2 separate regions of the Homo sapiens genome follow, and region 1 is linked to region 2. Evidence: read pairs that join two places in POLR2A ChIA-PET (ENCODE). Cell type or tissue: PC-9. All regions are shown on one strand.

Region 1 (2,500 bases), 500 kb before region 2:
TCTCTCTCTCTCTCTGTCCACCACCTCTGCACCTTCCCCAGCCTGTGTTCTTCCCCAGGAACCTCTCTCCTCCCCAGGAACAGCATGGGCAGCAGAAGTGGCCCCATGTGATCGTGGGGCCTGGGCGGGGCTGGGACGGAGGCTCCTGCTCCCTGGCTGCATCCTGGCGCCCCCTGGACAACAGCCAGGACCCCTGCTGCAGCCCAAACTGGAGGAAGGGAGGAAGGGCCGAGGCGAGCAGGAAGGGAGGCGCCTCCACCCCTTCCCCGAGAAGCACGTCCTGCACAGGCAAAAACAATGTCTCGCTGAGCCCACTGCCGGGGGCCAGGTGGGGGCAGGGCCTGGACACTGGCTGACCAAGCCGCTCCGGAGGCCAGAGGCCCTGGTCCTATGCTGTACCCATCTGCTGCGTGACCCATCCCTCTGCACCCAACACCTCCACATTCCAGCGCTGACAGTCCATGTTTCCTATGCCCTTTCCAAAACCCAAATCTGATCAGGTCACTATGAACCCAGACCTGGTACTTCCCAACTGTGGGACCCTGGGCAAGTTGCTTAACCTCTCTGAGCCCCAGTTACCTCCTCTATGGAGCAGAGATAATCGTCATTATGCCTACTCCCTGGACAAAGAGCATGTTGTAAAACAGCCAGCAGCTGGCCTTGCAGTTAATAACTAAACCCTCCCACATTTCCCAGAGTGTACAAGCCAAAGTCCACACTTTCCCAGCCTGACTCAGGAAGCCTTGACTTTCGCCCTTCCCCCTCGCTCCTCCTCCACAGTCACCGGATGCTCTCCCTACCTGCCCTCTCCTCACAGCTGAGTTCCAAGACCACAATGGCCGTGCAGCCCCCGCTCTGCCCCACCCCTCCCTTAGATACACTGGCAGGTGTGAACAGCGGCCACGCACCGGCCACACTAACAGCACGTCGCCTACAGTGCACTCTGCACTAATGGGCTTTGTGACTCCTGTTATGGACCTGTGGCTGGCCCGGTCACAGGGGCTCCTGAGGTGACCCAAGCCCACCCACAGCATGAAACTTTGCTGGGTGGCTCAGTCCCAGGGACTCAGAGCCAAGGGACTGACAGGCAGGACATTGGGACGAGGACAGCTTGTAAGTGACAACTATTACTAAGCACCTGCTACATGCCTGGCAGAGCTGGGTGCTTTGCTTCTGCGAGCAGAGCCCTCAAAAGACCTCCATGCAAAAAGGGTCATCATCTCCCTTTAGCTACTGAGGAAATGGAGGCCCAGAGAAGTGAAGGGACCAGCCCAAGTCACAGGGACGATCAAGAGCGGCAGCAGGATTGGAATCCAAGGGCTGCCAGTGTCTACAGATCTTAATCTTCCAATAGTTGCATAAAACAGGGGCGAGGCAATTGCTCCTCCCACCTCACTCCTGTTCCCCTCTCAAGCAATCACCCCAGCTCCACCCACTGCAGGCAGCTACAGTACCTGTTGAGGAAGTCCAGGCCACAGCCCCGAGCCAGGAGGCCTTCCGGCTTTCCCAAAGGCCACACGCTGTCAGAGGATGAGGACGAAGAGAGGCCAGGGGACCAGGGCTTAAGTGTCACACTCCCTGGGGAAAAAGAATGAGGTTCAGGGATCTGGCACTGGGAAACAGGGATGGCCAGGGTCCATGACAGGGACTGACCCCCCTCCAGCCCAGAGAGGCCTTGGCAGGTTTGAGGCCCCAGGAGCACATCAGACCCACTGGGCTCAGAGATAGGTCAGGGCCCACCAGGCTGACCCCGCAGTTTCCCAGAAGAGGGTGAAAGGTGGCCCAGAACTGAAGAGCCTCGTACATCACAGCCGGGAACAGGAGTGAGGCCCAGGACTGGGCTCGGGGTGAGAGGCTGGAACCAAAGTCCCCAGGGTCCTCCCAAGCACAACCTTCCTGCCTGGCAGGGGCCACGGCGGGGCTTCAGGGAAGGGGATGCAGGCCAAAGGTAGCGCAGGTGGTGCAGGCTTCAGGTGGGCTGCAAAGCCACCTCCCCCGACCAGAGGAGCCCTCCCCACGGAACTCAAGGGCTGTTACCTGTGATGTCTGACATGCTGCTGAAGGATCTGGGCAGAGAGAGGGCAGGGAGGGGGCAGGAGGTGAGGCACAGTGGGCACTCTGCCCCGCTCCCTCCTCCTGCCCCCACACCAGATAAATGTCTCACAGCCCCCAAGCAAATGCAGGCTAGACTCAAGGCAGGGTCCCAGGTACAGGGCACCCATGCCACCTGGCTCCCCTAAACTCCCAGGGTAAGAAGTTAATGTCCTGGCCTCTGTCCAATGTTGTTCCACCTACAATGCCCTGGCATGCCCTTCAAAGCCAGCTCTTTCAATGCCACCTCCTCCTGGAAGCCACCCCTGATCTCTCACCCCTCACCTCACCCTCACTTGCCACCTTTGTGGTTTGTGACTCCCAGGTACGCCTCCTAAATTAAACCATGACCTCCTCATCAGACACCTCCTTGGGACAGATTTACGCAGATCAAGGCCATACTGACCAC
Region 2 (2,500 bases):
CGCCCCAAGATGGGTCCTGCTTTTCACCACAGATGCGCCCCCGTCCCTACACAAGATGAAGACCCCCTCCTGTCATTCCCTCACCCAGGGCCTCCCCCTTCTGTCTTCCCTCATTCCCAGACGGCCGTACCCTCTACCCCGAGGTGGGCCTGCTGGGCAGCTGGCCCTGAGTTCCTGGGCTCTCCCAGTCTGCCCCCATCTTTGCTGAGAGATCCAGGTGCTCCTTGTGGGAAATGCCCTGGGGATGGTGCTGTGGAGTGCCAGCCTGGGGTCCTGAGTTGTACCCTCTGTCCCAGGATCCAGGAGCCCCACTTGCCTGGCTCCAGGCCCAGTTCAGACACATTTCTACCGGGTGGCTGCAGGCACCTTTGGCCGCCTGCGTGTGGGGATGCTGGAGCTTGTCGGCCATCACAGGGGGCTCAGCCTTCCTCGTCAGCTCAGGCCCCTGTGGCAGCCTCAGCCTGGCCTGTGGTCACTGAGGACCAGCAGGTCTCCTGACATCCGAATGTCATACCCTAAGGAAGGCCTTGGCGAGGCTCCAGGAGGCCTAGGAGGGTGTGGTGCTCTCCTGCTCCAGTTGTGGGGCTGAGTCAGAATCCTCCCAGGTCATCTGCACCTGGGCGTCCTGACACCCCTTCCCCTCCCCAGGGCCTCAGGCTGGCCACCGAGCCGAAATGAGCCTAGACTCTGTGGGACGCAGAGGCAGTGGGGTGCGGAGGATGAGGGCTTTGGGGCAGTCAGAGCAGGGTGCCCCACTCCTTGGCCCTGTGACCTGGGCAGAGCTCCTTTGTCTCTCTGAGCCCCGGGGTTTCCTCTTGAAAATGGGTCATGTCATAACTGGCAGGTTCAGAGGTAAGAGAAGGTAACAGGTGTCAAGTGCCCGACACAATAGCCAACCACTGTGTGTTGTTATTTTTATTGTGATGATTATTGTTATTGGAGGGCTGGGCAGCCTCCACTACCCTTGGGCTGGAAGGCACACTGTGCACACCATTTGACTGCCTGGATCTGCACCTGGCAGCCTGTGCCCGCTAGGCGAATCGCAGGGATCCCAGCACTGTTCCTCCTCAGCTGTGGTTTTGGCGAGGGTGAGCTTATTGGCCCCCAGACCTCCTGTGTGCCAGCGTCATTTCCATATCTGGTGACTCATCCTGCTGGTCCTGCCGGAACATGATGCCTCCCCTGACGGCATGGTGCAGGCACAGTGTGTGCAGCCACTGGCCTCGGTTCCTCCCCTGGGAGTTGGCCACCTGCGCCCCCACGGTAGACTCTGGCATGCTAAAGCCTGAAGGGAGCTTAGCGGTTGTCCAGCCGGACCTTCTTATTGTACTGACAGGGAGCTGAGGTCTAGAAAAGAGAGGGCCTTTCTGGGGCACTGTGGAGTAAACAGAGTTGGCAGGCTCTTCTACATTGGGCTAGGAGTCTGGACTCCTGGGTTCTTGCCCAAACTTGGATGCTAGGGGCCAAGTGGGCTGGGAAAATTCCTTACTTATAGCTGGGGTGGGGAGAGGACACACGGAGAAAGAAGGTGGAGCCTTTTGCAAACTAAAGTGCTTTCCAAATATGGGGGGTTATCAGGAGGGTGGCTTTGGGCCCCTCGAGATGGTGCTGACCCTGTGTTCCTCTGCAGTCTGTGCAGGGCACTAGGGTGGTTGGTGTCACCAGCCCAGGGGCTGCTGGACACAGGCCCCACCCAGAGGAATAAGCCAACACCATTGAGGAGGGGCAGCCCAGGGCTCCCTGCCTGGCTTTGGAGGTGTAAGGTGTTTGAAATAACATTCTCCAACATGCTCAAAGTGAAACCAGCTTCCTTTGGGAACATATGGAGACCACAGGCACTTCACAGGGGCTGATGAGGACCCACCAACTCTGCTGTGGGCTCTGTCCCTGCCCTCGGAGCTCATAGCCTGGTGACCTTGGCATTCATTATTTTCATTCCAGTTCTCAGCACAGCGCTTGGCACATAGTAGGAACTCAGGAAGTGTTTATGGGATGGAATGGGGTGATGATGTTGAGGCAAGATGAAGGGTATGAACGGAGATGACATCTGCGTCTTGCCTGGAAGCAGAGGGTAGGAAAAGGAGCAAGTAAGGAGTGGCGGCTGGCATGGGTGCAGCACCACTGAGAGGAGGGGTTGAGAGAGGTTAGAGAAGGACTAGAGTCAACACTCCTGAGAGCCCTTCTTTGCCCTGTGGCCTCTTACTTGCAAGCTAGTTCCCCTCTCTCAGCCTCAGTTTCCTAATCTGTAAAACAGGGATAATAGAATTTATTCATGAGTTGTTGCAAGGCTCAAGAACGGTAACACATGGGCCATGGCAGGCTCTCGACCGTGCCTGCTGGACACCCAGTGTGTTGTGAACAGAGATCTTTAGAGAGAACAGATAAAAATTACAGAAGTATCTTATAGAGACACAGTTGACAGATACAGAAATAATGTGAGTTGCATCATATTAGATTCAGAGAGATTAAAGATAGATTTTTAGGGGAATTTACGAATTTA

Evidence for each region. ChIA-PET counts read pairs that join two places held together with the same protein. Peaks named below come from ENCODE experiments on the same cell type or tissue, not always from the same donor. Only the 100,000 strongest peaks of a DNase experiment are listed, where the experiment ranks them.
Region 1: POLR2A ChIA-PET joins it to region 2 with 11 read pairs; 2 of 35 experiments call an interaction of 5 or more read pairs at or near these places.

Annotation. Positions count from the first base shown.
Region 1 is chr22:37,501,148-37,503,647 of GRCh38, forward strand. CARD10 (caspase recruitment domain family member 10) reads right to left here. Exons shown (of 20, transcript NM_014550.4): 10 at 2,038-2,066; 11 at 1,455-1,578. Among named protein-coding and RNA genes, the nearest start is that of MFNG, 16 kb to the left of the region's middle. RefSeq lists enhancers at 915-1,514, 1,515-2,112. In PC-9, no CTCF peak of the experiment used is centred here; a DNase peak (open chromatin) is centred at 1,424; H3K27ac peaks cover 1,410 bases.
Region 2 is chr22:37,998,952-38,001,451 of GRCh38, forward strand. It overlaps a transcript of POLR2F not described here. Among named protein-coding and RNA genes, the nearest start is that of MIR4534, 11 kb to the left of the region's middle. RefSeq lists an enhancer at 1-241. In PC-9, a CTCF peak has its summit at 824; DNase peaks (open chromatin) are centred at 540 and 1,110; H3K27ac peaks cover 549 bases.